2 separate regions of the Homo sapiens genome follow, and region 1 is linked to region 2. The links are chromatin loops, found by intact Hi-C in ENCODE. Cell type or tissue: OCI-LY7. All regions are shown on one strand. Each heading gives the region's core, and the rest is flanking DNA. Links, peaks and the distances in the headings are about the cores only.

What was found. A loop is a pair of places that touch in the nucleus more often than their neighbours do. Peaks named below come from ENCODE experiments on the same cell type or tissue, not always from the same donor. Only the 100,000 strongest peaks of a DNase experiment are listed, where the experiment ranks them.
Region 1: a loop joins it to region 2, with 2.2 times the contacts of the local background. A loop is called at or near these places in 2 of 110 quality-filtered maps.

The regions. Positions count from the first base shown.
Region 1 is chr15:37,994,265-38,009,896 of GRCh38, reverse strand. It overlaps a transcript of TMCO5A not described here. Among named protein-coding and RNA genes, the nearest start is that of LINC02345, 38 kb to the left of the region's middle. In OCI-LY7, for the core only: CTCF peaks have their summits at 6,621 and 6,821 (motif pointing left); a DNase peak (open chromatin) is centred at 6,796.
Region 2 is chr15:38,184,691-38,200,322 of GRCh38, reverse strand. No RefSeq gene overlaps it. Among named protein-coding and RNA genes, the nearest start is that of SPRED1, 60 kb to the left of the region's middle. In OCI-LY7, for the core only: CTCF peaks have their summits at 7,228 and 7,428 (motif pointing right); DNase peaks (open chromatin) are centred at 7,622, 9,122 and 9,592; H3K4me3 peaks cover 2,383 bases; H3K27ac peaks cover 3,048 bases.

The DNA of each region.
Region 1 (15,632 bases), core at 4,429-8,428, 190 kb after region 2:
ATACCTACTGTTTTAAAGCTCATTATGCTCCAGATACAATGCTAAACACTTTATATGCATTTTCACTTACATGCATTTCACTTACATGTGTTACCATGCCTCATTTATATATACAGAAATGGAGTCTCAGAGAGCTTGAGTGACTTGACTCAGGTCACACAGCTATTTAGTGGTGAAGCCAGTGTGAACCCAGGCAATCTGACCTCTAAGTTTGGATATCTAACTGCTCTGCTGTGTTGCTTTCCCATTATATGCTTAAGCTAACTAATTAGAAAAGGGCATATCTATTTTCCTGGATATAATATATTTGGTGAGTTCTTACTAATGGTGTGACTTTTGGTATCTTTAGAGTTCCCAAATTGAAACGTCTTTTTAAGGAGAGGCACTTGAACTGGGAGGACCTTATCTAACATTTAGAATAAAAATACTGTTGCCTAGAGAATATAGACCAAGTAAATAACATTTCTCACATAATGAATCCTAGACAAGCACATCACATTTACACAAACCCAATCTCTGGTGTTGAAGGTCTAAAGAACTAGAATAGGCGAGCTGTGCTCTTTTGTGCAAAGCTCTTTAGGGGAACTGATTGCTTTGAGCACTTAGAGGCACTTCTCTATAATTAGTTTTGGATGGATTTATTTGGCTTTCCTGGGAAAAGTAGATCTAGAGGTGAAATCTGAATGAGGTTAGAGAAGAGGTGATTTTTGTGTTGATCAAAGTTCAAAATGAGAAGATACGTAATGGATTCCAGATTAGGATCTGTTCAGCATTTGCCATGCTATTCCTTTAACAGCTTGCTGATTTTCCACATATGACCCGGTAGTCTAAAAATTCAGATCACACAGAAACTTCAGTCTTGTTTAGATTTAGGATTTAGGCTTATGAATCTCTTTTTCCATATGTTTCTTCTTGGGGGCAGATTCTAAATTTAGGAAAGTAATGGTATCAGAGGCCTAAGAGTGATTTCTTGAGCTTTTGTTTTTATTGCTCATTATGATGGCATGGCAATCCCTTCCTCAATGTGACATGCCTGCACAGGTGTGCAGGTGGCTAAACGATTCAGAAGATGGTACTTGGATGGCAGATGGTCATGCGTTGTCTTGATTCCAACCACACTTTGAACATTCTGTCCCTCCTCTGACATGCCTCACTTCAGATGGCAACCTCATTTGGAGGTAAATTGTTTTTCACTGTGCTTTTCATGTTGGAGTTGACCTCGTGCCTGGCACTGTGTGGAATGAATTGGCCTACTTTCTGCCCCAGGGATATCAGAAGCTTATTGGTATTTAGTGAATGCTTTGTCATTTTGATCCTAGAAAATAGACCCTGAAGAGATCTTCTAATTTTACTAAGATTATCCTATCTACCTTATTGCAGTATCTCCCCAAGGACAGATGCTTTATGAATGAAGGAGTTCTAGAGTCAATTAAGTTGGGATGCTTCATAGAAAAAAGTGTTTTGAGGTCAAATGACTTTAGAAAATGTTGATTTCCCCCTTCCCTCTATCATCCCTGCAGCTAAAATATTGACAACCACACTTTATCTCTTTAGCTCCCCTCTGAGTACCACGGTCGGTATTTCTAGCATTTTTATAGTTTCCCACTTTCATCCAGGTTCTTTTCTTTGCCTGACGAATTTCTTCAGCAATCTGGGAGAGTCTGCACTCTTGCAAGTAAAACCTGAAAGTGTGGGTGAGTTTGGCTGGGCACGGTGGCTCACGCCTGTAATCTCAGCACTTTGGGAGGCCAAGGTGGGCAGATCACGAGGTCAGGAGATCGAGACCATCCCGGCTAACATGGTGAAACCCCATCTCTACTAAAAATATGAAAAATTAGCCAGGCGTGGTGGCAGGCGCCTGTAGTCCCAGCAACCCGGGAGGCTGAGGCAGGAGAATGGCGTGAACCTGGGAGGCGGAGCTTGCAGTGAGCCGAGATCGTGCCACTGCACTCCAGCCTGGGCAACAGAGAGAGACTCTGTCTCACAAAAAAAAAAAAAAAAAAAAAAAAAAAAAAAAAAAAAAAGTGTGGGTGAGTTTACACCCTCAGAACAACCCTCAATCATTGAAAAACTGGACTTGATAGATAAATGCCTAGGCCTCCCCACCCTCTGTTAAACAATTCCAAAGCCACATCATAGTTTCTTAGACAGATTCCAGCAGAACTGACCTCTAGTTACTCATGGCACTTACTTGTTCACTAACACAATTTTATTGTTTACTCATTTCCCTATCTCAATTTTCCCTGTCTCATTTGTGTCTCTTATTTTTGCCTTTGACATTAACTACCTGCACTCAAGTCTTTGAGAGTGTGTTTTAGGGGACCTTCTCCAATTCTTTGGGTACTCCTAATTTACAGTAGCTTTGAGAAGTACAGAAATGTCTCTTATCATGTTTCCTAAACATCATCCAACAGATCTTTTTTAATTTTAATATTCTGTGTATCTAATGTTCTTCACACTGTAGTTCCTGAATTGCTGTGGTTCCTGGAGATATTTCAGGTAGAAGTATTCTGAAGAGCTTCCCATAAAAGAGCCTACAGCCCATTTTTGTGTTAGAGTATCCTTTGCAAAAACCTCAAGGCCACAGGTCCACAAGGGACCTTATAGTGTATTTATCTCATTTTATCAATGGAGAAATAAAGACCTGGAGTGTTGAACTCTCATTTGGCTCAATCATCTGAGATTACATAGGAAGTCTACACACAAATTCTTTAGCCCAAGGGTCAGTAAACTATGGTTCATGGGCAAAACTCAGCCTGCTGTCTTTGTATATAGCCCACAAGCTAAGAATAGTTATGGCATTTTTTAATGATTGAAAACAAATTTTAAAATAATATTTCATGACATATGAAAATTAATATGAAATTTAAATTTTAGCATTGCTGAATAAAGTTTTAGTGGGACATGGCCACACCCATTTTTTTTTAATCCATTGTCTACAGCTGCTTTAGTGCTACAATGGCAGATTTGAGTTGTTGTGACAGAGACTGTATGACTTGCAAATATTTACTAGGTGACTTGTTACAAAAATAATAATATAAATATTAAAATAATATAAATATTAGCATTAATATAAAATATTTACTGGGTGATTTTTTACAAAAAAGTTTGCTAATCCCTGCTTTAGATTTCCAATACATGAATGGAATTGCATTATCTGCATAAGTCAATATAGTGTAGCCAAGAGATCATAGAGTTGGGAATAGTGCATAGGGATTTTATTTTATGCAGTGCTGCTAGCAAGCTTCAGTGGATTTTGGACAAATGAGGTCACATCTTTAAATATCAACTTCCTTATTTGTAAAATGAAGTGACTGGACTGAATGCTTCTCAGTGTTCACTTATGTTCTGTGTTTTCTTAGATTCTGTATTTGTCTATTTGGCATTCATTAATCACAGGGCCAAACCAGTGGGCAAAGTTGTTTACGTATCCCCTGTGAACAAGCTTTTGCAGGTGCTCAAAATCGTATTACAAATTCTCCAACCAATCCTGAGTCCATAAGCTCAACCACCTCATTTCTCTAACTCCCATACAACATTTCAATACTTTCCCTGCTCTGAATCATACCAGGCAACTAGACACCACTCCTATGCTATATCAGAGCCCACAGACATTATTCAAACTAGCCAGTACTAAGCTGTTTCTCCTGTCCCACCTTGCCTCTCATGAAGAAAACACAATAAAGGCTCTAGGCCATGCTCCTTCCTGCTTCTGCCTCCTGATCTACTCTGCTGCTTCCCCATGTGGCCTTGCATGGTGTGCTGTGCCTCTTGTTTCTAGGGGAACTGTGAGTAGCAACAAATTGTTCTTTCAATGGCCTTGACCTCTTCATATCATCACTCACTCCCCAGCAATAAATTAAGACTGGGTACAGATCACTTAAGTGCAAATAATTTATCATTCTGTGCAGCTATCTCAGATTTAACATATATAATATTGGAAGGGGGTTTGTTCCTAATGTTCAGCCTAAGCCAAACCTCCGTTATTGCTGTTCAGTTCCTTCGGTCTTCATCCATGAACTGTGAGAAAGAAAGTACTTAAGGCTGCATCCCTGCTGCACAGGGAGTCTTTGCCTATTTCTAAAGTTCATATGACCTGTTAAGAAGACTCCTGGTTTGCCTTCTTATAAATCAGAAGCTGAGATTCAGGAAAACTTTTTCATCATACAGTTTTCAATGGTCTTTTTTTCCTCACACTGCTCTAAATCACCGGAACCACTTGTGCTTTCTACTTAGCCCAGTATGAGCTGTAATGTATTAACTTTGCTCTAAGTTGTTTCCTTTTTACAATTTTTTATTTAATTAATTAATTTATTTTTAGAGACAGCGTCTTACTCTGTCACGTAGGCTAGAGTACAATGGTGTGATCATAGCTCACTGCAGCCTCAAACTCCTGGGCTCAAGGGATCCTCCCCTGACACCTGTCTCAGCCTCTTAAATAGCTTAGACTACAGGTGTGCACCACCATGCCTAGCTTTTTTTTTTTTTTTTTTTTTTTTTTGGTAGAGATGGGGTCTTGCTGTGGTACTCAGGCTGTTCTCAAACACCTGCGCTCAGCTTCCCAAAGAACTGGGATTATAGGCATAAGCCATTGTGCTCAGTCTGGTGTTTCCTTTTTTTTTTTTTTTTTTTCTGTCAAGTACTGTTTTCCAAAAGTTATCTGTCTTTTGGCACCTCCCCAAACAATTGGCACTGTCATTTCCCTTTTAAGGATCCTCTCTCTAGGTGCCCTTAGGAATAAAGGTTGATTAAGACCTACAAGGGCATACTGGTGGCACAAATGAGTAAAATAGACTGGGCATAATGCAATAGGGGTGATGGAAACCATTGTAAAGAAACAGACCTGTACTCTGTTAATAGCTGTTATTTCTGTTTGAGCAATTATTGTCACATGAGAATTCTGTCTAATAGTGACAAATCTTTTTACTCTTCAACAGAAGGGAGAGCAAGACGGCCAAATAGAAGCCTCCAGCAATTATACACCCCCCCAGAGGAACAACAAATTAAGCAATACAAGAAAAGCACCTTCATGAAGTTGAAAACTGAGGTGAACAATCACAATACCTGGTTTTAACTTCACATCACTGGAAGAGGTACTGAAGAGGGTAGGAAAGACAGCTTCGAATCGCCTCCATCACTTCTCCCTTAACCCATTTGGCTCAGAGAGAATCTGTGCACTTTGGGGAGGGTGAATGCAGTAACTGTGCAATTTTACATATGACCTCAGTGTTGTCCTATCACAGTGGAAAGCAACAGAAGGCAGAACTCAGTTGGCACCCACGGAGGGAGCATTTAGGCCAGCCCTAGCCAGAGGAGAATCACTTATCCTGGCTGTTGGAACCTGAGTTCCAACAAGCTTCACCAGCACCACTGTTGGCTAAACTGCTGTGGGGTTCAAAATAAACTTGAAAGGCAGTCTAAGCCACAAGCACTGCAATTCCTGGGCAAATCTCAGTGCGGTGCTTGGCTCAGAGCCAGTGGACTTGGGGCACACATGACCAGATGGGGTGGCCAGGGGAAGGTCACCTCTCCTCCAACCCCAGGCAGCACAGGGAGAAACTTCTTCCTTCTGCTTGAGGAGAAGAGAGGGAAGAGTAAAGAGGACTTTGTCTTGGAACTTGGATATCCACTCAGCCATAGTAGAATGGGGCACCAGGCAGAGTCCTGAGGCCTCTTTTCTAGGCCCTAGCTCACAGATGACATTTCTAGACACACTCTGGGCTAGAAGGAAACCCGCTGTCTTGAAGGGAAGGACTCAGTCCTGGCAGAATTTATCACCTACTGATTAAGGAGCCCTTGGGTCCTGAATAATCAGCAGTAGCAACCAAGCAGTATTCACCTTGGGCCTTGGGTGAGACTCAGAGCCATGCTGGCTTCATGTGTGACCCAGCACATTCCCAGCTGTGGGCCTTACAAAAAGAGACTCCTTTTGCTTAAGGAAAGAAGAGGTAAGAAGAGTAAGGGGACTTGGTTTTGAAGCTTGGGTACCACCAGCTCTACTCAGCGGTGTAGAGCACCAAGTGGGCTCCTGGGGTTCCTGATTCCAGGCCTTGGCTCCTGGACAGCATTTCTCGATCCTTCCTGGGCCACAGAGGAGCCTATTTCCCTGAAAAGAGAATCCCAGGCCTGGTAACATGCACCACAAGCTGACTGAAGAGTCCTTGGGCCTTGAGTGAACATGGTGGTAGCCAGGTACTGTTTGTTGTGGGCCTGGGGCAGTGGTGACCATGGGGAGAGACTCATCTGCTTGAGAAAAGAGGAGGGAAGAGTGAGAAGGACTTTGTCTTAAAGCTTGGGTGCCAGCCCAGCAGTAGTAGAATAAAGCACCAAGTAGATCCCTAAGGTTCTTGACTCCAGGTCCTGGCTCCTGGATGACATCTCTGGACCCACACCCACCATGGGCCAAGGATAACTCACTGCATTGAAAGGAAGGACATGAGCTTGGCTAGATTTACCACCTGCTGGTTACAGAGCCCTTAGGCCTTGATGAACATAGGTGATAGCCAAGCAGTGGTAACTGCGGGCCTTGAGTGAGACCCCAGTGCTGGCTTTGGGTCTGACCCAGCACAATCCCAGTTGTGGTAGCCACAGGAGTGCTTCTGTCACTCCTCCCCTAGCTTCAAGTGGGGAGAGAGTGATGGGAGGAGACAGAGAGAGAGAGAGAGAGAGAGAGACTCTGTTTGGGAGAAAGTCAGGGAAGAGAACAAGGGTCTCTGCTGGATAATCCAGATAATTCTCTCAGGTCTCACTCAAGACATCAAGGAAGTACCTCTACAAGCCTGCAAGAGCCACAGCATCACTGGGCTTAGGGTGCCCCCTAATGCACATGCAACTGCAGTGACCAAAGACTTAGATCACAGTGCCCAAATCTCTTTGAAAAGGGACTCGGAAAGCCTTCCCAAGAAGGATGGGCACAAACAAGCTCAGACTGAGAAGACTATAATAAATACCTAACTCTTCAACATCCAGACACCCACAAACATCTACAAGCATCAAGACTACCCAGAAAATGGCTTCACCAAATGAATGAAATAAGCACCTGTGACCAGTACCAAAGACACAGAGATATGTGACCTTTCAGACAGAGAACTCAAAATAGCTGTTTTGAGGAGTCTCAACAAAATTTGAGATAACACAGAGAGAGAATTCAGAATCCTATCAGATGAAATTAATGAAGAGATTGAAATAATTTTAAAAAAAGAATCAAGCAGAAATTCTGGAGCTGAAAAATACAATTGACATACTAAAGAACACATCAGAGCCTCTTAACAGTAGACTTGATCAAGCAGAAGAATTAGTGAGCTTGAAGACAGGCTATTTGAAAATACACAACCAGAGAAGACAAAAGAAAAAAAAGAATAAAAAAGAATGAAGCATAAATGCAAGATCTAGAAAATAGTCTCAAAAGGGCAAACCTAAAAGTTATTGGCCTTAAAGAGGAAAGAGAGAGAGAGAAAGAGAGAGAGAGATACCAGGGTGGAAAGTATATTTAAAGAGAAAATAACAGAACTTCCCAAACCTAGGGAAAGATATCAATATTTAAGTACAAGAAGGTGATAGAACACCAAGCAGATATAATCCAAATGAGACTACCTCAAGACATTTAATAATCAAGCTCCCAAAGGTCAATGATAAAGAAAGCAGCAAGAGAAAAGAAATAAGTAACATGCAGAAGGAAAAAAAAAAAACCTTTTATCCTAAAGTAGCATACCCTGTGAAAATATCCTTCAAACATGAAGGAGAAATAAAGACTTTCCCAGACAAACAAAAGTTGAGGGATTTCATCAATACTAGACCTGTCCTACAAGAAATGCTAAATCCACTTCCTCAGTCTGAAAGAAAAGGACATTAGTGAGCATTAGGAAATCATCTGGAGATACAAAACTCACTGGTAATAGTGGGTACACAGAAAGACAGAATATTATAACACAATAATTGTGGTGTGTAATCTACTCATATCTTGAGTACAAAGACTAAAAGATGAACCTATCAAAAATAGTAACTACAAAAATTTTTCAAAACACAGACAATATAATAAGATATAAATAGGAACAACAAAAAGTTAAAAAGTGGGGGATGAATTTAAAGTGTAGAGTTTGTATTACTTCTCTCTTTGCTTGCTTGTTACTTTGTTTAAGCAATCAGCATTAAGTTGAGCTTAGTCTAAAATAAGGAGTTATAAGATATTATTTATAAGCTTCATGGTAACCTCAAATCAAAAAACATGCAACAGATGTACCAAAACAAAAAGCAAGAAATTGAAACATACCACCAGAGAAAATCACCTACACTAAAGGAAGACAGGAAAGAAGGAAGAGAAGACCACAAAACAATCAGGATACAAATTTTAAAATGACAGGAGTAAGTCTTTACTTATCAATAATAACATTGAATGTAAATGGACTAAACTCTCCAACCAAAAGACATAGAGTGGCTAATTCGTTAAAAAAAAAAAAAAAACAAGATCCAATGATCTATTGCCTATAAAAAACACTCATCACCTGTAAAGTGACATAGACTGAACATAAAGGGATGGACAATTATATTCTATGCAAATGAAAATGAAATGAGCAGGAGTAGCCATATTTATATCATACAAAATAGATTTCAAGACAAAAACTATAAGAAGAAACAAAGAAGGTCACTATATATTGATAAAGGGGTCAATGCAGCAAGAGGATATATAAGAATTTTAAATGTATATGCACCCAACACTGGGGCATCCAGATATATATAACAAATATTATTAGAGCTAAAGAGAGAGATAGACCCCAATACAATAATAGCCAGAGACTTCCACATCCAACTTTCAGCATTGGACATATCTCCTAGACTGAAAAGCAACAAAGAAACATCTGACTTAATTTGCACTATAGACCAAGTGCACCTAATAGATATTTACAGAACATTTCATCCAATGGTTGCAGAATACACATTCTTTTACTCAGCATATGGATTATTTTCAAGGATAGGCCATATGTTAGGCCACAGAATGTCTTAAAAATTCAAAATAATTGAAATAATATCAAGTATCTTATCTGACCACATGGAATAAAACTAGAAATCAATAACAAGAGGAATGTTGGTAACTGTACAAACACTGGTAAACAGTATGTTTCTGAATGACCAGCAAGTCAATGAAGAAATTACGAAGGAAATTGAAAGTCTTCTTGAAATAAATGATAATGGAAACACAACATAAAACTTTTAGGGTACAGCAAAAGCAGTACTAAGAGGAAAGGATATAGCAATAAGCACCTTCAAAGAAGTAGAAAAACTTCAAATAAATAACACAATTATACATTTTAAAGAACTGGAAAAACAAGAGCAAATCAAATTCAAAATTAGTATAAGAACAGAAGTAATAAAAATCTTAACAGAAATGAATGAAATTTAAATAAAAATACACAAAGATCAATGAAATGAAAAGTTTGTTTTTTGAAAAGATAAACAAAACCGAGAAACTTTTAGCCAGATTAAGAAAAAAAGAGAGAAGACCCTAATAAAAAAAATTCTGAGATGAAAAAGGAGACATTACAACCAATACCACAGAAATTCAAAGGATAATTACAGGCTACCATGAGCAACTTTATGCCAATAAATTGGGAAACCTAAAGAAATGGTTAAATTCTTAGACAAATACAACCTACCCAGATTGAATCATGAAGAAATTCAAAACCTGAACAGACCAATAACAAGTTACAAGATCGAAGCCATAATCAAAAGTCTTCTAGCAAAGAAAAGCCTTGGACCTGATGGCATCATTGCTGAATTCTACCAAGCATTTAAAGATGATCTAAAACCAATTCTACTCAAACTATTCTGAAAAATTGAGGAGGGGGAATACTTCCAAACTCATTCTACATGGCCAGTATTACCCTGATACCAAAATCAAAGACACATCAAAAAAAGAAAGCTACAGGCCAATATCGCTGATGAACAGTGATGTAAAAATCCTCAACAAAATACTAGCAAACCAAATTCAACAACACATTAGACAGATCATTCAGTATGACCAAGTGGGATTTATTCCAGGGATGCAAAGATGGTTCAACATATGCAAATCAATCAGCATGATACATTATATCAACAGAATGAAGGACAAAATCATGATCATTTCAATTGATGCTGAAAAAGCATTTGATAAAATTCAACATCCCTTTATGAAAAAAACCCTTAAAAAACTGGGTATGGAAGAAAATACCTCAATACAATAAAAGCCATATGTGATAGATCCACAGCTAGTATAACACTGAATGAGGAAAAACCAAAATCTTTTCTCTAAGACCTGGAACATGACAAGGATGTCACTTTCACTATTGTTATTCAACATAGTACTAGAAATCCTAGTTAGAGCAATCAGACAAGATAAGGAAATAAAGGGCCTGCAAATTCAAAAGGAAGAAGTCAAATTCTGCTTGTTTGTGGATAATGTAATCTCATATTTGGAAAAACCTAAAAAATCTGCCAAAAGATCTGCTAGAACTAAAACATATTCATTAAAGGTACAGACTGCAAAATCAACATACAAGAATCAGTAGCATTTCTATATGCCAACAGTGAACAATCTGAAAAGGAAATCGAGAAAGCAATTCCATTTACAATAGCTACAAATAAAATAAAATACCTAGATGTAAACTTAACCAAAGAAGAGAAAGATCATGATAATTAAAACTATACAACACTGATTGGGCCAGGTGTGGTGGCTCACGCCTGTAATCCCAGCACTTTGGGAGGCTGAGGCAGGCAGATCACCTGAGGTCGGGAGGTCAAGACCAGCCTGACCAACACGGAGAAACTCCATCTCTACTAAAAATGTAAAATTAGCTGGGCATGGTGGCGCATGCCTGTAATTCCAGCTACTAGGGAGCCTGAGACAGGAGAATCGCTTGAACCTGGGAGGTGGAGGTTGCGGTGAGCTGAGATTATGCCATTGCACTCCAGCCTGGGCAACAAGAGCGAAACTCCATCTCAAAAAACAACAACAACAACAACAAAAAAAGAAAACTATAAAACACTGATTAAATAAATTGAAGAGGACACAACAAAATGGAAAGTTATTTCGTGTTCATGGATTGGAAGAATCAATATTGTTCAAATGTCCATACTACCTAAAGCAATCTACAGATTCAATGCAATCTCTATCAAAATACCAATGACATTCACCACAGAAATAAAAAAAAAATCCTAAAATTTATATGGAACCACAAAAGACTCAGAACAGTCAAAGCCATCCTGGGCAAAAAGAACAAAACTGGAGGAACTTCATTGCTTGACTTCAAATTATACTACAGAGCTATAGTAACCAAACTATATGATACTGGCATAAAAACAGACACAGAGAGCAATGGAATCAAATAGAGACCCCAGAAATATATCCATACCTCTACAGTGAACTCATTTTTGACAAAGGTGCCAAGAACACACAGAGGGTAAAAGACAGTCTTTTCATAAACGGTGCTGGGAAAACTGGATATCCATGTTCAGAAGAATAAAACTAGATCCCTATCTCTTGCTATATATAAAAATCAAATGAAAATGGATTAAAGTCCTAAATCTAAAACCTCAAACTATGAAACTACTAAAAGAAAACATTAGGGAACTCTCCAGGACATTTGTCTGGGCAAAAATTTCTTGAGTAATATCCCACAAGCACATGCAACTAAAGCAAAAGTGGACAAATGGGGTCACATCAAGTTAAAAAGCTTCTACAGAGCAAAGGAAAAATTCAACAAAGTGAAGACACAACCCACGGAATGGGGGAAAACATTTGTAAGCTACTTATCTGACAAGCGATTAATAGGTGGAATATATAAGGAGCTCAAACGACTCTATAGGAAAAAATTTTAACAATCTGATTAAAAATGGGCAAAATATATGAATAAACATTTCTCAAAAGAAGACATACAAATGGCAAGCAGGCATATGAAAAGGCACTCAACATAATTGATCATCAGAGAACTGCAAATCAAAATTACGATGAAATATAATCTCACCCCAGTTATTCAAATGACAGACAATAACAAATGCTGGCGATTATATGGAGAAAAAAGAACCATGGTACACTGTTGGTGTGAATGTGTATTAGTACATCCACTATGGAGAACAGTTTGGAAGTTTCTCAAAACGCTAAAAATAGAAATACCATATGACCCAGTAATCCCACTGCTAGGCATATACCCACAAGAAAAGGAATGAGTGTACTGAAGAAATATCTGCACTCTTATGTTTATTGCAACACTATTCACAATAGCCAAGATTTGGAAGCAGCCTAAGTGTCCATCCACAGACAAACTGATAAAGAAAATGTGATACATACATACTATGGAGTACTATTCAGCCATAAAAAAGAACAAGATCCTGTCATTTGCAATAACATGGGTGGAACTGAAGGACATTAAGTGAAATAGGCCAAGGAGGGAAAGACAAACCACATTTTCACTTATTTTGGGAGTTAAAAATTAAAACAATTGAACTTATGGGAAAAAACCTTTTTACTTTTTAAAGAGAAGCCCTAAATCTGGGCTTTAAATGACATTTTCAGAATTTACAATGTCATTTAAAAATATTTGCATTTTAAAATGTCATTTAGAATATTTGCAACAACTACACATTAAAACAAAAGACACGGTGTGAGCTGAAGTGAGTGCATCTGTAAAATCTTTTGAACTTGTGAATCATCATTTTTATGTCTGATCTGTGATAAACAGAAAAATCCTTTCAAACTCATTGTTGCCGTCTCCCAGGTCGTTTTTCTCCCAGAACTTATGACTGTCAAACTGTTTGTTCTTTGTTGACATTTAGTTATCCTACATGCCATCTCCTCACGTGCCACCCCCTTGTTATTCTAAGGATAAATGAGCCAATCTAATGAACTCATTCATCCTAATGAGAATTTTTTCCTTCAGTCGTTTCTTCCTTCTCAGTTAGAATGTATGTTTTAAGATAGAAGTTATAGAAATAATATTCTTCGCAGCTGGGCTAAAGTTGGAGGGTTTAAACATGTAAAAGGGCCACAGGGGGATGTTTGGGTGTAATGGTAAGTGGTGCCTTCTGCTAGTTCCCAAATCACAGGCGTCATCAAGCTGCCAGTGTCCAGGGCCAGGTCTGAAGACATTTTGGACCCATATCACTGCTCATGGTTATCATTGTTATTAGTATCAGCTTCAGGTAAGGGCTTACTTAGAGCCATTAAAGAGCTTCAGTTGGTTCTCCCTTTCTAAAGTTGAGAGTGCTTTTTGGTTTTGACAGGTTTCCTGCTTTTAAAAATTATTTGTTTATACACCTGGTAATTGGTTCCATTTGGCATCTTAATGTTACCTAAGCACTATTTAGCATGCTTAACAAGATTACCCTGAGCTTTTAAGACATTTAAGTGAAAGATCTAAATTCCATAAAAAGAAGAGGCAGCTGGTGAAACTTGGTCATTAGACAGGTAGAGAGCATATTTTTGAGTTGAGAAGCCCAAAACAGACTTCCTAGTTTTCTTTGCCCATTAGCCTGGAAGGCGCCCACGTTGAATCCACTTCTTTCATTCAGTGACCCTGGTGAAATGTCTGGTGCTCCCATCTTCTTTCATTCCCAGCAACACTTATTAGAACCCAATGAGGAGCTTTAGACTGCTGGTTGACTAGTGCTCCCCCACATACTCCCAAGTCACTCAGCTCCCTCTAAGGCGTAGTGAGGGTCTGTGCCAAGATTGCACACATCCAAAAGCCCAGCATGAATCACTCTTACGCCCCAGGGTTGCTAAAATGATTGAATCAGTGAGTTGAAAAGAACAGTGATTTTGTTCCTTTTTATCTCCCTGGGAAGTGGGGTGGGGAAGGGGATTAGGATGAACCCATCTATTTTAGGTGCTTATTTGCAGAATTAACGTCCCCCTAGGTAAGTGATGCCTTGGCTACAGTATACAGCTTTGCCATTAATGAGAGGGAAGTGGAACTGTTTTCATTCTTCTTGCAAGACTGAGAAGGGCGATTTTTTTGAGGCTAGCACCATCGTGTGGATAAAGTGAATACAGGTTTTGTTTGTTTGTTTGTTTTTTTTTTGGAGGGGATTGCATAACAGTCCACTCTAATATACCTCTGGAAACGCAATTTTGTTATTTTCTCATCTATTTCTTATATCTTTTCTGAGTCCTCATAGAGCAGCCAGAGATAAAAATAATTTTTGCAGCCGTGCCATATAGTGCTGGGATCCTAAGGATCATGTGCTTCTACAAAATGACTGACTGAACTGCAGGAACATGACAGTGGGAAATTCACAGAGCAGTTTTGGATCAGACAGAGCATAAATTAGAAAGCACATTTGGGATTAGCCACTGGGCTCTTCGGTGGAAGTTACCAATTTGGACTTTGTGAGAAATGCCAAGGCCTGTTACTGAGGCAACTTTCTAACCATTATTGTCCAAGAAATGCAAGCTACATCAGAGGGAAAGAGGAGAAATAAAAATCTGATTGCAGGATGCAAAATAATTTTACCAAACTGCATGGTTCATCTCCTGTGGAGTGAGAAAGTAAGGTGGGGTTTCTCTGATTATTTTGGAATCTGAATGAAAAGGGAAAAAGAACAATGTGGAGAAGCTCTGTTGACTTGTGGCTTTAAGTCTTAAGAGCATGATTGGGGGAGTGGGTGGCAAAGACAGGAGAAAGATTTTTTTTTTACCTCTGTAGTGGTCTTTCCTTTGTAGCTGGCACAAAGGTCCCTAGAGAGGGGCTGAGTCTGCCTTTCCTCTTTTGTAGTGTTTTTCCTCATTTCCAGATTGGCTGGTATGTGGGCGTAGGGAGGGCACAAATAGGTGGAGGTAGGGAGAGCTTTTGCTTATAAGGATTTAGCACCATTGAACACCTAACAAATCACTCTGCCAGTATTATTATTTCCTTTGCACAGTTCCCTAGCCCCAAGGGAAAAGGTTTTACTGGCACTTAAAACAAGAATCTGAAATTGTAGAAATCTGGGGGAGTCAAAACCAAATCAAGAGGTGCTGACGTTTGCTCTCTTTGATGAGCTACTAAAGTGATAGGAACATGCACAGAACAGTCCTCCCCACCCACCACTCACTCTTGTCTTCACACATTCCCTTCCCTTCCTTCCTTCCCAGAACTGGGCTGGCTTGTACAGCGATAGATATTAATATCTCTGGAGTTTCAGATTGAAAGACCTCCTTGTGGCTGAATACGGGCTGATGACGATCTGAAGGGAGTTTTTAGGCACATGTGAAGCTTTCCTCTGTAGGCAGCCATTTATGGAACTGAAGTGTGATAGGAAGCTGGGTGGACCAGCTGACATGGTAAGTGCAGATGCAGGATCCCAGAGATTATCAAGCAGCTGGAATGAGAGGTTGAATCAAAAGCGCAACCAATTGCAATGACTATCAAGTCGTATATTTAGTATATTTGGTATCCTTTTAGCATAATCTTTTTTAACTCTTTCCTTACATCCATATCTGAGGGTAGGGGCACCAGGTAAAAAGCCATGAGAACAGTGAGACTCCAGCTCAGGGAATATGTGAGCCTTGTTTCCTACTAGCCACTGGAAAATCTTGTCATGCTTCTCCTCCTCTAGTTCCTGACTCTCTTAGCCGGATCTTGCATTGTCCTTTTTATTGAACACTGTTTTAATCTGGAAGC
Region 2 (15,632 bases), core at 5,634-9,633:
CCAGCTACTTGGGAGGCTGAGGCAGGGGAATCGCTTGAACCTGGGAGGCGGAGATTGCAGTGAGCCGAGATCGTGTCACTGCACTCCAGCCTGGCGACAGAGTGAGACTCTGTCTCAAAAAAAAAAAAAAAAAAAAAAAAGAGATAGTTGTTAATCTCAAGGAATTTCCAGTTGGTAGAATGTAAGGGGGAAATCTGTCTCTCTCTCTCTCTCATAAGCTGGAGCACTGCTGATATACCCAATAGTTAAGTAACAAACCAGGACTATGATCTTGAACTAGCCTCTACCTCCTCTGGGTTTCAGCTTCCTCACCTGGAAAATGAAGGGATTGCTGGATGATCTTCAAGGTCCCTGCCAGATGGAATTTTATGATTCTGTAAACCCAGAACTAACGTGTAAAATGGGGAATTCGTCTTAAAATTTTTTTCAGCATCATTTAACCTTTGTCTTCACCTTTGCAAGTGAGTCTGTTCCCAACCTATGTGAGCAAAAGATCATTACTGACAAGAGTGGGGCTTGGAGTAGTGATGTTCTGAAGCACATACCAGATCTATCTGTTGATGGTGCTTTCAGAAGAGCCACCAATATTTGGTAGATCACTGTAAACCTACAATTTCAAAGTTATTTCGGTAAAACTGCTTTACATAGTGAGTTAATTTTCCATACTTTGCTGTCTTAGGTTTTCCTCTGTTAAATACATGTCCATTATTTTGGTTGATGCTTTTGAGATGTTCCCACTAGGTGAGATTGCTCTCAAAATAAATTCCAATGATTTGGTCTCATCAAATGGCAGAAGGTTCTAATTGTATAAAACTACCACTAAAAAATCGGTGGCAATTTGGACTTGCATAAAGCACAGAAATTGTGATGTTAATTGCTCTCCTCTACCTTCTCTCTGTGTTAATTGCCACGGATAATTGCCACCTCCCAGCTAATCATGGAATATGGGGATGCTAGGTAGACTGCCCTCCCTATCTGTATTAAACCATTTGTGACAAATAAATATGCAAGAGGTGGTAGGCAAATGAATTTATGTCCTTAATTTTATTGCTTGTATTGAGTTAATGTGTTCCCAAACTCTTCTTTAATTGCTGTGTCCTTGTCTGTTATTGAAAACCTGGGAAGTTATAAGTTGTTACATAAGATGTCATGACAGGTAAACTCTTATCTCCAGAAGTTGACTTATTACTTATATTATCTTGTATTTATACTTAGGAAATAGCAAACAACTTGACAGCATTACTTTCTTCGTCATTTTCAATTGCTTGTGAAACAATTTATTAGTACAGACCTTCCAAAAAGCCACATTCAGCAAAAGATTTCATAAAGCTTATAAAACTTTATTTCATTTATGTCTTTCAGTTCTTAACAAAGATGAAAGAATATTTCCTTTTTAGGAAGTTTCCTTTTTAGGTCTCATTTCATACAGACAGCCCTTGAGTGAGAGTCCTTTGCTCCAAATGAAAGAAAATTTAGCTTTGAGTATGATCATTTCAGAATGATACTCTGAACAACATGAAAACTAATTGCTACCCAACAAAAAGATAAAGGATTGACCCAAATTTTCCTATCCCCCCCTTATTTCCAAATATTCTAAAGGTCCTCTCTGGTTCTCCCAGCCTACCATGATTAGTCCAAGCCCCTTTGCCTGCAATAATCACATGCTAGTTGTAAAAACATTAAAAAATGCTGATACTGTGACTGGTGAACAAAATCATCATTATTTGATGATGCCCAAATCTGTCTCAAACCACATTTTCTGCCATGGTGGTAAACATCTGACCTCTATTAGCATGTATTTTAAAAAGTTTTTTTTTGTTGTTTTTTTTGTTTTGTTTTTTTTTTGAGATGGAGTCTCACCCTGTCACCCAGGCTGGAGTGCAGTGGCGCATCTCAGCTCACCGCAAGCTCCGCCTCCCAGGTTCACGCCATTTTCCTGCCTCAGCCTCCCGAGTAGCTGGGACTACAGGAGCCCTCCACTGCGCCCGGCTAATTTTTTGTATTTTTACTAGAGACGGGGTTTCACCGTGTTAGCCAGGATGTTCGTGATCTCCTGACCTCGTGATCTGCCTGCCTCAGCCTCACAAAGTGCTAGGATTACAGGCATGAGCCACTGTGCCTGGCCTTAAAGAAGATAATTTTTAAGGGTGCAGTAAATATATGCTGAAAAGCTTGAAATCAACAACTGTGTTAGTCTCAAACAGCCTTCAGCTCCACAAGCACATTAGCAAACCAAAAAAACAGGGTTAGTGTAATATGTTTTAATACTTTTTGAAGAATGCAACAATCCCATAGGCCATTACTGACTAGAAATGGTGACATTTCACAAGTGTCCCAAACTTGGGATTTATTGAGCTTCTCCATAGTAGAGTGTCTTTTCAAACTTGCTTCTATTAGTTTTCATCATCGCTGTTTTCTTTATTATGGTTGTTTCCAACAGTTTAAATAGAAAAATGCTACACATATTTCAAAGTGAGGAGCCTTGTATAGACCGGCATATAAGCACAGGAAGTAGCATTTAAGCTACACAAATGTTTCCCAGCCCTTGCCACTGAATAGGCCCATTGTTCTCCATCCAAGCTGTACGTCATGATCATGTGTGGGGTTTAAAAAATATAGATTTCTAGGCCCTGCCTTGGAGATTCTCAGTTGTTCTGAGGTGGGGTTGGGGGATGGTCCAAACTTCTATAGTCAAAAAAAGTGCCACAGATGTTTCTGCTGCACAGTGATCGCTGAGGTCTTGGATTTAGTAAAGCAATACCAAGAATCTTAATTTCTTGTCTGTTATAAAATTTTTAAAAGGCAGTACCTACAAGTTAAACTTGGGTGAAAGTGCCAGTTCCACTGCTTACTGTGCAAACTTGGGCAAATCTCTTACTGTTTCTGAGCATCATGGTTTTCATCTGAAAAATGGGGAATCATAGTTTCCTAATGAAATGTGGTGAAGATTAAACGAGATAATGTATGTTACCTCATGTTCCCCAGTGCCTTAGTAAGCACATAATATGTAATAGTTATGATTTTATTCCCCTTTGTGTATGTCATCTGGAGAAATTTATACCTGAGAGATTGAATATGAGAGATTATTCTACCTACCTATGCCCAGGGGGACAAGGGGATCTATGAGAAACTAAAAATTGTAAAACCTGGCTGTTGACATCTAAACATTTGGAAATCAATGGCTAGTCATCTTTCCTACAGAAGGAAATGGAAAAATGAAACCACCCTTCTTCATTATGAAGGAAGATGCCTAAGAAGAATGGTTCTCTGAAAAACAAGATGTAACAATGGCTGCTGGTCATTGACCAACTTCAGCAGGAGAGATTGCTGATCTCTTGTTACTCTCAACTCCCACTGTGGGGGATGAGGCAGGTCTCTTCCCTATTCTCTTTTTCTACCATGGTTATTCCTGCTGCTTTGCCTTGGTTTTTCTGCTCTTCCCGTATCACTTAGATCCTATATATTCTTGTCTCTTTTGATCAGCCCAGCTTTCAGTGAAGCTTTTCTTGCCCCCATTTCTTGAACTTCTGTTGTCTTAACTAGTACCTTGAACTGTATTCATTTTATTATTTTGTTGTTGTTAGTCCTGTCTTTCCAAATGGACTTCAAATTTTCTGAGGGAAAAGATATTTTGCTAACTTTCATGTACATCTTCTTTCTTAGCCCAGCACACACAGCCATAGATGTAAAAGATTGCCTCATAAAAGCAAATCAGGTGCTGAAGAGAGTCATCTGTATGTGAAGCAGAGAGTCAATGAGGCCATCTTTAGTGGTTGGTGTGCTAGTGACTTAAGGTTCAATTTTAGCAGCTGTTCTTCACTTTCCAACAGGGATATATAAAACACACAGATTGTTATAACTCTCCTTTGACTTTCCTTGTTGATAAATTTAGATATAATATTTTCCTATTTTAAGTAGTGGTTCTCAACATTGTTTACACGTTAGAATCATCTGGAAAGCTTTAGAAAACCCTCATGTTCAGACTACACCACAGACCAATTAAATCAGAATTTCTAGGAGTGAAGCCAAGGCATCAGAATTTTTAAAAGCTTCCTAGGAGATTCCAATGTACAGCCAAGATTGAGAACCACTGTTTTAGATTAAACTATGTAAAATCTGATTAAGAGACCCCTAGATTGGAAACTGACAATAAACAAACATCCAGGTCTGGGATTTCTTAATGGGCTCCACTGGTGCTGTGGACTTCCTTCTCATTCTGACTGTTCTTTTCCTAAGCTGCCTTAAGGCACATTGTTCAGTGGATCCGAGACTCCGATTTGAGAACAAGCATAAGCAAGAAGTGAAACTCTTGCAGCAGGGTACGTGTACCTGCTGTTAATCTTGGATTGCTCATAGTCCTAAACGATGCCCATTATTCAAATCTCAAATTGAATGTTATTTCTTGATGGAGTCTTCTCTGACAACTCTCATATCCATTAATAGTTGAACACTAGTCATACTTTCTCAAACACTCTATTGTTTCCCTTTATAGCACTCATGATATACAGAAATTTTAATGGTTATTTGCTTAATATGTAATACACCACCTCCCCCTCCTCCTACCGCTGGGTTTTGAGCTCATGGATGGAAGAGACCATCTCTGCCTTATTCATTATTGTAAATTTGGCAGCCATCACAATGCATGTGGTAAGAGCTGAGTAAATAGTTGGTGAAGGAATAGAAATCAGAGTACTATTGTTAGATGAGTGTTTATTGACGGGGGAGAATGGTAGAGTCCGGTGCCTCTCTGTGGAGCATTCTATCAATTGTGAGATAGTGCAGAGTGGGGGCAATCTCAATTACCTAATTTTGACCAGTGATTCTCAAATATGGCCTGCTCAGGAGAATCACCGGGATGTTTTGTTGAAAGTACAGATGCCTATGCCTCATCTCCAAAAGATCTGATTTCAGTAGTGTGATGTCAGAGCTAGGAATAAGTTTGCCAGCTAAGTCTGATGCCCTCGGCCACAGTCCAGCATTTAGAAACTACTGCTTTAGCCATTGCCTGAAATGACTTTCAGAACCACTGTCAAATTTGGAGCCTGCATTTTCTGTAGCTCAGTTATTCTTTTGCTCTGTGATGAAATTATGAAGGTGAGGTTAAGGGTTTTCTTTGGAAGAGAGACACATTGCTTTATGCAACAACTCTGGAGGGATAATGCCCCCAGTGCCATCTACTCTGTTTATAATGTGGCTGGCTGAACTTATGGTTTCTTAGGAATCCATGTTCTAAAGCCTGATGGTAATATTAGAACTATGTCAATGTAACACTTTCCCCAAATGCTTGGAAAACTTAACCACGTAGGCCACGGTGTGTGGCTATACTGATCTCAGTGGCTGTACTCACACTGAAAAAAATATGTCAGCATTGGCCATATTTTTATATACCTAGATCTATTTTGAGAAACAGTCAACATGGGAAATATTACATTAAATATTCATGGCATTTGTGTTCATGCTGAAAAAAGTTACACAGATTATAAAACTTCAGTGACTCAGAAATCTCCCATCTATCAAACTCAACTAGCCAAAAAGAGCAAAGAAGGAAAAAATAAGCAAAAGAGAACTCCAGATATCAAAAATATGTGGAATTTTAAATAAAACCTATATGAACAAAAGTAAGACTTTTTTCTTTTTTTTAAAGTAGAATCCATTTACTCAGGATCTATTTGCTGTAACTTTAGACATAATCTAACTGCTTTGGGGAATCATGATGCAGGTACAGTAAACACAAGAATACCAAAATCATAGCCATGTAACACTTCTTGGGCTGAAACAGTCATTTGTTTCAGTGTCTACACTTTAATATTTAATAATTGATAATATTTACATGTGTTATATAATTTAATATTTATCATCAACAAAGAGAACTCCAGGGAAGATAATATTCCCATTCTACAGATGAGGAAACTGTGTGGCAGAGAGGTTAAAAAACTCAATGAAGTCATTCTGATTTCTAATTCAATAAACTTTCTGCTGTATTATGTTGCCTGATGGAGTTTCACTGTTTGTTGCCCAGGCTGGAGTGCAATGGTGCCATCCTGGCTCACTGCAACCTCTGCTTCCCAGGTTCAAGCAATTCTCCTGCCTCAGCCTCCCAAGTAGCTGGGACTACAGCTGTGCACCACCATGCCCAGCTAATTTTTTTTTTTTTAATTTTTAGTAGAGACAGGGTTTCACCATGTTGGCCAGGCTGGTCTCAAACTCCTGACCTCGGGTGATCCACCCGCCTTGGCCTCCCAAAGTGCTGGGATTACAGGAGGGAGCCACCTCACCTGGCCTTCCATTGCCTTGTAAAATAAAGAACAACTTTTGATAACCATGAAGAGAATCTAGAATCATCAAGAAAAGGTTGAAGTTTAGCATACTTAGTTTAAAAGTGTAGAATCATCTATGGTATTTTACAAATGTTTCCATTAACAATAGTTAAAATTAAATAACAATGTGTGAGTGCCTGAAGGAGTAAGTTTCTGTCATATGGAAAAATCACTTATGTGAAATCTTTACTTTGTAGGAATTCAGATGAAAAAGAAATACAAACATACTCACACATTTTTAAAACTGGACTTCTTGCCACTATGAGTCACCACCATTTTTTATGTGAATGTGGTGTGGCATGGGTTATTTATTATTTACATGGTTCACAAACCATTCTTCCGTGCTCAAAAATGGCCCAGGAAAGGAAGGGAAGGAGACAGCACCACTCAATTAAAACAAGAGATTTTTAACAAGACAGTATATGCCCTAACTGGGAGCCAGGACACTGATACTAACCTCTTCTTCACAAAAAGTGATTAAGGGATCTTGGTTTGTGCTAAAGTTCTGCTTGGCAATACGTATGATGGTACTATTACAATAGCTTGTATAAGTTATGCCTTTTTCAAATTCTTACCTTGCCCTTTATCAGCACAGTTCTCCAATCCTAGGATCAGATGTATGGCTGATATAAATCAGCAGAAAACAAAATTCTATATTCCTGTTCCCTGCAATCAATGAGTGGACAGACTGTAAACTCTGCAAGGATAGAAGTTGCTATTATTTTGCAATTGTTTCATTCCTTACTTTACTCACTGATATTTTCTGCAGAGCTGTGCTGGCCATTGGCCTTTGACCTTCCAGGATTTGGTCAAAAAAATTTTTTTTCCAGGATGCTTTCAGATGTCAAAGCATTTGTGAACATTTTACTTCTGAATCCATGTTGGTATTAAAGTAAAGAAGTAATCCCAAATATTAATCTACTGTCTGATTTTTTTTATTATAGTGCTCTTAAACTATTGTGGAGTTATTTTTGCTTCTCTATTCTAAAACTGGGAAAATTGATTTTGAGTCATGACATCAAATTTTTCCTCATCTCCTTATCCATTAATTTGTTAATGGGTTATTTGGTGGTTTTAAAACATGTCCATAAATTCTTTGACACAACTCCTTTCAAAGCTGGAGTCTAATTCCCTGCCACTTCAATGTCCACCAGAGGTAGCGACTCACTTTTAACACACCAAATGTGGCAAGAAGTCATGATCTGTGACCTCTAAAGATAGCCCATAAAAAATATCACCACTTCCATTTGCTCTCTTTTATGTTGTCCACTTTTGGGGGAAGCCAGCTGCCATGTTGTGAGGATACTTAAATAGCCTTCAGAGACACCTGCATGGGGAGGAACTGAGACCTTCTGTCAACAGCCTGCATGTGGAAGATACACCGTGTAAATGCCTCCTCCAACTCCACTCAAGCCTTCAAATGGCTGCAGCCCTGGCTGATTTCTTGACTGTAACCTCATGCAATTCCCCAGCCAGAACCACCCAGCTAAGCCACTCTGAATTCCTGCAGAATCCATGAGAGACAATATATGATTATTGTTGTTTTAAGGCACTAAGTTCTAGAGGACTTTGTGAAGTGGTACTAATCCAGTTGTCTTGTCCAGACAAGGTGTTGCCTTTATTCATACAACAAATATTTATTGAGCATCTAGTCAAGCAGTCTGTTAGGTGCTGCTTGTACCAAAATCAACAGACAAAACATAGTACCTGCCTTTAAAGAGCTTATAACCTTGTGATGGATACAAATTTAAATAAATGATTATCTAATTATTAAATTACAATAAGTGTGCCAGGTAATAGGGTTATGAGTGCCATGATTTTCAACCCAAAGTTCAGGAAAGGTTTACCCGAAGAGCTGACATATAAGCTGAAACTTGAGGAATGTATTAGGAGTTAAGCAGGTAAAGGGGAAGGCTGGGGACAGGAAAGACCTTTCCAGGCGCAGGGACTGTCTATGTTCAATGGTCCCAACTAACAAATTTCTCTACTGGAAACTACTGAGAGATTCTTTGTTCATTCATTCCATCTCTTCAAAGAAATATTAACTGAGCATCTACCACGTGTCAGGTACTGTTCCAGGCACTGGGAATAAAGCAGTGGACAAACAGACAGGAATGCCTGCTCTTCTTGAACTTACATTTTAGTAGGTGAGAAGGATAATAGAAACAAATGAATAAAATATGTAAAATAAACTTCTGGTTCCTGGTCCTACATACAAGGAGCATGAAAGTCATCTCTCAAGCTTTTTTTTTCTCAAGAAAAAGGCTGAACAAACTGAAAATCAATAACTCTTTCTAGATCCATCAGAGAACTGAGATCATAGGGCAAACTTTGCCCCCATATTGGCCAGCCAGCCAGCCAGGCAGATACAGAGAATCACAACTTACGTTAAAACTCAGTGGGAACCAGTATGGGGGTAGGAAAACCTAATCTGTAAGTGCCAAATTGCTGAAGGCTCAGTGTGTACAAGTTTGAGAGTTAAAAACTCCAGAGGGGCCCAGTCTTAGGGAGGCCCCCAGGCTTTCCTGAGTTTTACCTTCAAGAGCTCTATCAGGTTTTCATAGTGAAGATCAGAGAAAAATCCCCTTGTGCTTCTGGCAGGGGGAGAGGAAAATGAGCTATTTTGAAATGTGCCCAGAGCATTCTGTTCTTCCTAACAAGGACTGCCTTCAAGAGAAACGATTTTACCAGAGTCTAAACTACCGGGGTCTTCCTGGAGACTAACTGCCTTGGGAGAAGGAAAAAACTCAACTCGAGCCCTGAGTAACTTTCCTGTCTCTTCTATGGGAAAAACCCAAACCAAACCAAATCAAAGCAAAACGGAGAAGCACCCATGAAGGTCACAGGCTGGGGACACAGGCTCACGAAAAGGCTGAGACCCAATCCTAGGACTATAGAATGCTGCTTCTCCCCTCACACCTCACCACAGCACCAATGGGGCTCCTGTATAATAACAACGGGAAAGAACTGTGCATCTCAGGTATTTGGGGTGTCTCTAGGGAAACCCAAGGACAACAGAGGATATGAACATAAGGATACCACAGGAAAGTTTAACTTCTGCTACCTACAGCTACAGCAAACGGTACATATAGAGTAACCTCTAGCCAGATAAACAAAATAGATAACGCTGGAGATGGTAATAAGTACTGAGAAGAAAAAGATTAGGGGTATTAAAGGAGGGATGCGTTGCAATTTTAAATATGAGGTTGGTGCAAAAGGTATTGCGGTTTTTGCCATTACTTTTAATAGTATGGACAGGAAACGTCTCACTGAGCAGGTGACATCTGTGCAAACATCTGAAGGAGGCGAGAGAGTGAGTCATGGAGACAGCTGGGAAAGATGGGAGGGAATATCAAATCCTAGGGTACGAAATGTTAGGTGGCTGGGAAGTAGGAGAAAAACCAAGAAAGTGTGGTGTCCTGAGAGAGAAGTTAATAAAATACTTCCAGAAGGACAGAGCGAACGATGATGTTAAACGTTACTGAGGCGTCAAATGAGAGAACTGACCATTAGATTTAGCAATGTGGACATCATTGCTGGAGAGCAGTTTTGGAACATGGAAGAGGCAAACGCCTGATTAAACAGCATTCTAGAGGGAATGGGAGAACAGATTTTAGAGACACGAGTGTAGATAAGTCTTCAGAGGAATTGCTGTGAAGAAGAATGGAAATATGAATTTGTAGCTGGAAGGCAACATAGATGGGAGAAATAGCATCATGTTCATATGCTGATGGAATGATCTGGCTAAGAGGGGGAAAATGGTGATGCAGGAGAAGGAAAGGGGAGGAATTTCTGGAACAATGTTCTTGAATATTTAAAAGGATTGGGATCTAGTGAACAGGCGGAGAGTTCAGCCTTAGATAGCAACACGGAAAGTTCATCCCTGGTAAAGGAGAGAAGGCGGTGTATCTGGGCCCAGATGCTTGTGGGCGGATGGAGTTGCTTGTGTGTTGGTGGGAACTTGTGGAAGTTCTCTTCTGATTGTTTCTATTTTCTCAGGGAAATAGCAATCAAGGTCAAGAGCTGAAAGTGAAGATGGGGGAGGAGGTGTTAGAAGTTTTAGGAGAGAGGAGAATTGTTGTCTAGGAGAGTATAATAGTAAATGAATCAGGGAAATGTGCTATGCCTGCTGGGCCTCATGAACTGCATGCTTAAAGTTATTAGTCAGGAATGTCATGAATTTAAAGGGAGACCTGTCAGTACGGATGAATGTCTTCTTCTAGCTCCTATTGGCTGTACAGGTTCAGGTTAAGAATAACATTTCTGTAAGTGAGGATAACATAGATGCTTGTTCACATCTAACAACCAGCTATTAAGATAATTAAGAAATGATGCATTTGTGCAAAATCTACTTCATTTAGCATTGTTGGAGAATTGTGGAGGGGCCTCTGGTTAATTGAATATTTTAGATAATTAACTCCATTATGTCACCCATGAAATTTTTTTTTTTTTTTTTGTAGAATTAACTGTAGGAAAAAAAAAAACTACTCTGAATATCACATGAGAGTTTTGGGATAATAGTAAGTACCTAAATATCTAACAGCACTTCAGTACCATTGTTATGAAAAGCAATGCTTACTGCAGGTTTTCCTAGGGGAAAATCTGGTTATTTGAGTTTTATAACAGTTTGGAATCTGGGTACATTATGTCGAGAATTTTCCAAAAGATATAAAATTAGAAAGGGATGTCACTAAATGTATTAAGAGTATCTTCATAAAAATCCACCAACTGTGTCTCGGTTGTACCTATGATAGCATTGTAATAACAGGTTTTTTTTTTCCTTTCAGTTGCCTTTATCTTTGATAATGAAGCAGCAATGAGAACATAGGCTCTTAATTTTTGACGATGTCATCACCGCTGCCAATGTCAGTGTGGGTTTGATTATCTAGACTTGCTTCATCTTTGATGCCTGCAAGTCAGACTTATTTATCTCTCAACTGCTTGTTTTCTCTAGTAGTTCAAACTCTCTTTATAGTTGTAAGTATGTTTTGCATTATTCACTTATTTTTAAAAATAACTGATTACATAAGCAATACATATTCACTGAAAACAATTTGGAAGACATGCAAAGGTAGAGAGAAGCATCTTGCCACCCAGAGATGAGCACAATTAACATTTTGGTGAATTTAAATCTAATATTTTAATTCATACATATGTATATTCAGAAAATTTATATCAAACTGTATCTCAGTTTATGGCCTTTTAACTAAATATTTTATTATGAGATTCTCACATGCCATTACGTATTCTTTCTTTTTTGTTTTTGTTTTTTTTTAGAAGCTGGACTTCACTATGTTGCCCAGGCTGGACTTGAACTCTTTTAGATGGGCTCAAGTAATTCTCCCACCTCAGCCTCCCAAGCAGCTGGGACTACAGGCACACAACACTGCACCTGACTACCATTACATATTCTTTGAAAATATATTCTTTAATGCCTATATTGTAGTTTATTGTATGAATATACCATAATTTATTTAACAACTCTCCCATCATTGCACATGTAGTATGTTTTTAAATTAAAAAAACCATGATGGGAGCATCCTTGAACATAAATCTCCTTTTGTAGAACTGATTTCTTTTCTTTTCTTTTCTTTCTTTTTTTTTTTCCGAGACAGGGTTACACTGTGTCACCCAGGCTAGAGTGCAGTGGTACGATCTTGGCTCACTGCAACCTCTACCTGCCAGGTTCAAGCCTGATTTATTTTCTTAAGGTAGAGTCCTAGAAATTGAATTCTGGGGTCAAAGGGTACAAACATTTTTAAAGTCATGTGTACATATTGCAGCCACCTTCCTGAAAGATTATGCTTATTTGTAGTGCCCTGAAAGTGAACAAGGTGGTTGATTTTGCTGCACCCTTAAGAATTCTGTCTGTCTAGTACCTATCACATACCTCACCTATGATTACTTCAGTTTAGTTCTCAAATGAACTGTTTCATTAGCCTCCCAACAGGTCTCGCTGATTACTCTCTTTTCCTCCACTGAGATATTCTCCATGCTGCTGGCGGAGGTATTGTTCCACACCACTGACCTTGTCACTTCCCGGATAAAAACCTCAGATGGTTCCTCAGTCCCCATGAGTTACACGGCAGCACACAATGCCCTTCACAGTCTGCTCCAGCCTCTCTTTTTAGCCTCATTGGCCACTCACCTCTAAGTACTCTGAATAAGCCGCACAGAATCTTTTTATTTACAGAACACATAGTACTCATTCATGCTTCCAAGCCTTTACACACTTGCACTCTGTCACGCTTCCTCCCTGAAATTCCAATTCATCCTTCCTGACACAGGGCAGAGGTCCCTTCCGTGATGCTTCCCTGACTTCTCAGGGTGAGGCAGTTGTGCATGGAACTAAGCTCACTTCCCACAGTATTGTGCTCATATCCACAACTATGTCACTGATCATTTTGCATTGCATTTCTTGGCTTACCTTGTTTTCCCATTGAGTTAGAGTACGTCAAGAACCTTGTCTTATTTATTAATATTTTTGTCCTCAGTTTTTTAGCTTGTTACATAGTTGGGGATCAATAAATATTCATTGACCCAATGGCTAAAAGCACAGAATGTTTTGAGTATTCTGACATTGTTTAGCTCAGAAGGGATGGATTGCCTGGATATGCCGTTGTTCCCTAGTCCACAGCAGTCTCTTAAGTGGCTTCCCTTAGCTAGCATCTGAGCATATCTCTGTCCTATGCAGTCTTTGATCACAAGCTCCTGTATATTTTTCCATCTCTTTCTGGTCTTTGTCTTAATGTGTTTTATGGCCCCTCCCCTACATTCTTTTAGTCCATGCACCCCACTTTGATTTCACTCATTGAACAAAGCTTAGTGCCATGAGCAGCTAATGGCTTTACCTCGGTACTTTCCCTTTTGTTCTTGTTCTGTTCCCATAGAACACCCCAGATGTTAACATTTTCTGATCCTCCTTTGTACAGGTGGCTGATTGTGGGCTGCAGAAACACACAGAATTATGTTGCCTGGATCATCCTTCTTGTGAACTCTATCCTAACATATATTTATATATTTTCTCTGCCTCTGATTTATTTTTTATTTTCTGTTCTTAGGTATGCCCTGCAAGCAACCTCTATCCTTTGTTGAACAAAGCAGAATATAAATACATACATAAATCAACACATCAATGCAAAGACCCATGCTGATCTCTATTATTACTGACTGCATGCTTTCAGAAGGCTGCTGGGCAGTCTGCTGCTCACCTGTGTACACACTGGCTTGTCTTTTCATACTCCTCACAAGGTTGCTTTCTCAAACCTTTTCTGTTCTCTGTTTCAATGACTTGGCCTCAAATTTCTCTTAAAAATAGAGGCCATCTGAGGAGATTTGACTTCAGTTCTGACTCTGCTATCTTGCCTTCTCTTTCAGGGCTATCCAGTTAAGAGCATGGTGCTTCCGGTTTGTACTGAACTCTCCGTGGCACCTTCTCCTCTGCGTACAAACCTGCTCCAGTGGATCTCAGCTAATGACTTCTCTCTCTTCCTTTTCTATAACGCATCTTAATTTCCAACTCAGAGCCCAATTTTGCTGATGTTGTGGGAAAAAAAGGAACTTCTATTCTTCTCAGCATTTACCTTTTCCTCCTAATGGATCTTATGCAGTGGGAAGGTTTGAGAATGAGGAGAGAATGAGAAAAGGCAGCAATGATTCTCTTGGTTATTGGTCTGCACAGGTCACCATTAAGAAGTCTGCTTTAACACTTCTTGACCAGGAGGCAACTTTGCTGAGCCTACTCAAAGCCCTGTATTCATAGACAGATTACACAGTCCTTTTAATCTCAGGTCTCAGCTCCTTCTGTGAGGCTGCTGCAAAGGCAGAGCCCTCATAATCTGCTCTTGGAATCCACAGTTGGCTTTCTCTCTACTTCCTCCTCCTTCTCTGCCTCTGGAAATCTCTACTGGGGGAAATATGTCTCCTTTCATTTTTTTTTTTTTTTTGTCAAGAAATTGGTTCTTTGACAAACTTAGTCAAACCCTGAGTTAGGGTTCCTTCTCTAATTTCTCCCAAGGGCTTAAGAGTTTGGGAAACAACAAGAGAAAAACCAAAAAGACTTTTGAATAAGGGCAAGACTGACTGAACGCCTTAAATGTCAGGGAAACAATCAGAACAATATATCAAGTGGTATTCCATCACGGTAAACACAATAAAAGCAAACAAAAACTAGTCCCTGATTCTTCTGTAAGCACCCAATTTTTGTCCACCAGCAGCCCTTTTGAAAAAATAATCAGTATCTATTGTCTTCATTCTATTTTAGTCATCCCTTTTACCACTTGCAATCTGGCTTTACTTCTAGCATGCTACTAAAAACACTCTCTCTGAATCTCCAACCCAACTGTTTTTAGTTTTTTTCTCCGTCTCTCCTAACTTCGTTTTTACCTTCCAACCTCCCTCTTTTCTTCCATATTATTTGACTACTTAGTTGCAGACCATGCACTGGAGAAACAAGAATAAATTAGACTCTTCCTGGTTTTTAAAAATAATATTTAAGTTTTTTTTTTTTTTTTTTTTTTAAGAGATGGGGTTGCCAATCTCTAAATATATTGCCCAGGCTGGCCTTGAACTCCTGGGCTCAAGTGATCTCCTCTTCCTCAGCCTCCCAAGTAGGTGGGATTACAGGTTCATGCCATCGTGCTGGCTGTTCCTGTTTTTAAGAAATTTAAGATAAGGTGAGGCACATAGGAAAATAAATAAGCAAGTACTTCACAGACATTTGTTGCTTCTGCTTTTGATGCTAGGAAAGCCCTAGTCCCTTCTTGTTGATGTTCAAGTTTCTAATCCCTCCTCCCTCCATTTCCTCTATTGTTTGTTCACTGGCTCTTCTTAAATTTTCCATCCACTAAGCTTTTTACATGACTTTGTCCTGGGTTTCTTCCCTCAGAGAAGTTCTGTGTGTCCATGTGGATGAATAGTAAAGCTGTATCTTGGGCCCAATCTCTCGATTTGTCTGTAGCCTGATGTTTATAATAGCCGGCTAAACAAATGCTGCTAGATCTCCTCTTCTCACCTCTCCTTCTGTTAACGTCATCACTACTGTCTTTCTGTAAAGTTTAAGACCAGGTGGGTGCAGTGGTATATGCCTGTACTCCCAGCACTTCGGGAGGCTAAGGTAGGCAGGTCACTTGAGCCCAGGAGTTGAAGGCCAGCCTGGGCAACATAGGGAGACCCTGTCACAAAACAACAACAAAAAAAGGCACCACATTTTTCAACCCTCTTCATCCAGCCAACTGCCCTTTTGTTGCTCCCCATATTACTTTGATTAAACCTGTATAGGACAAAGAACTTTTTGCTTTGCTTTTCTTCATGCCT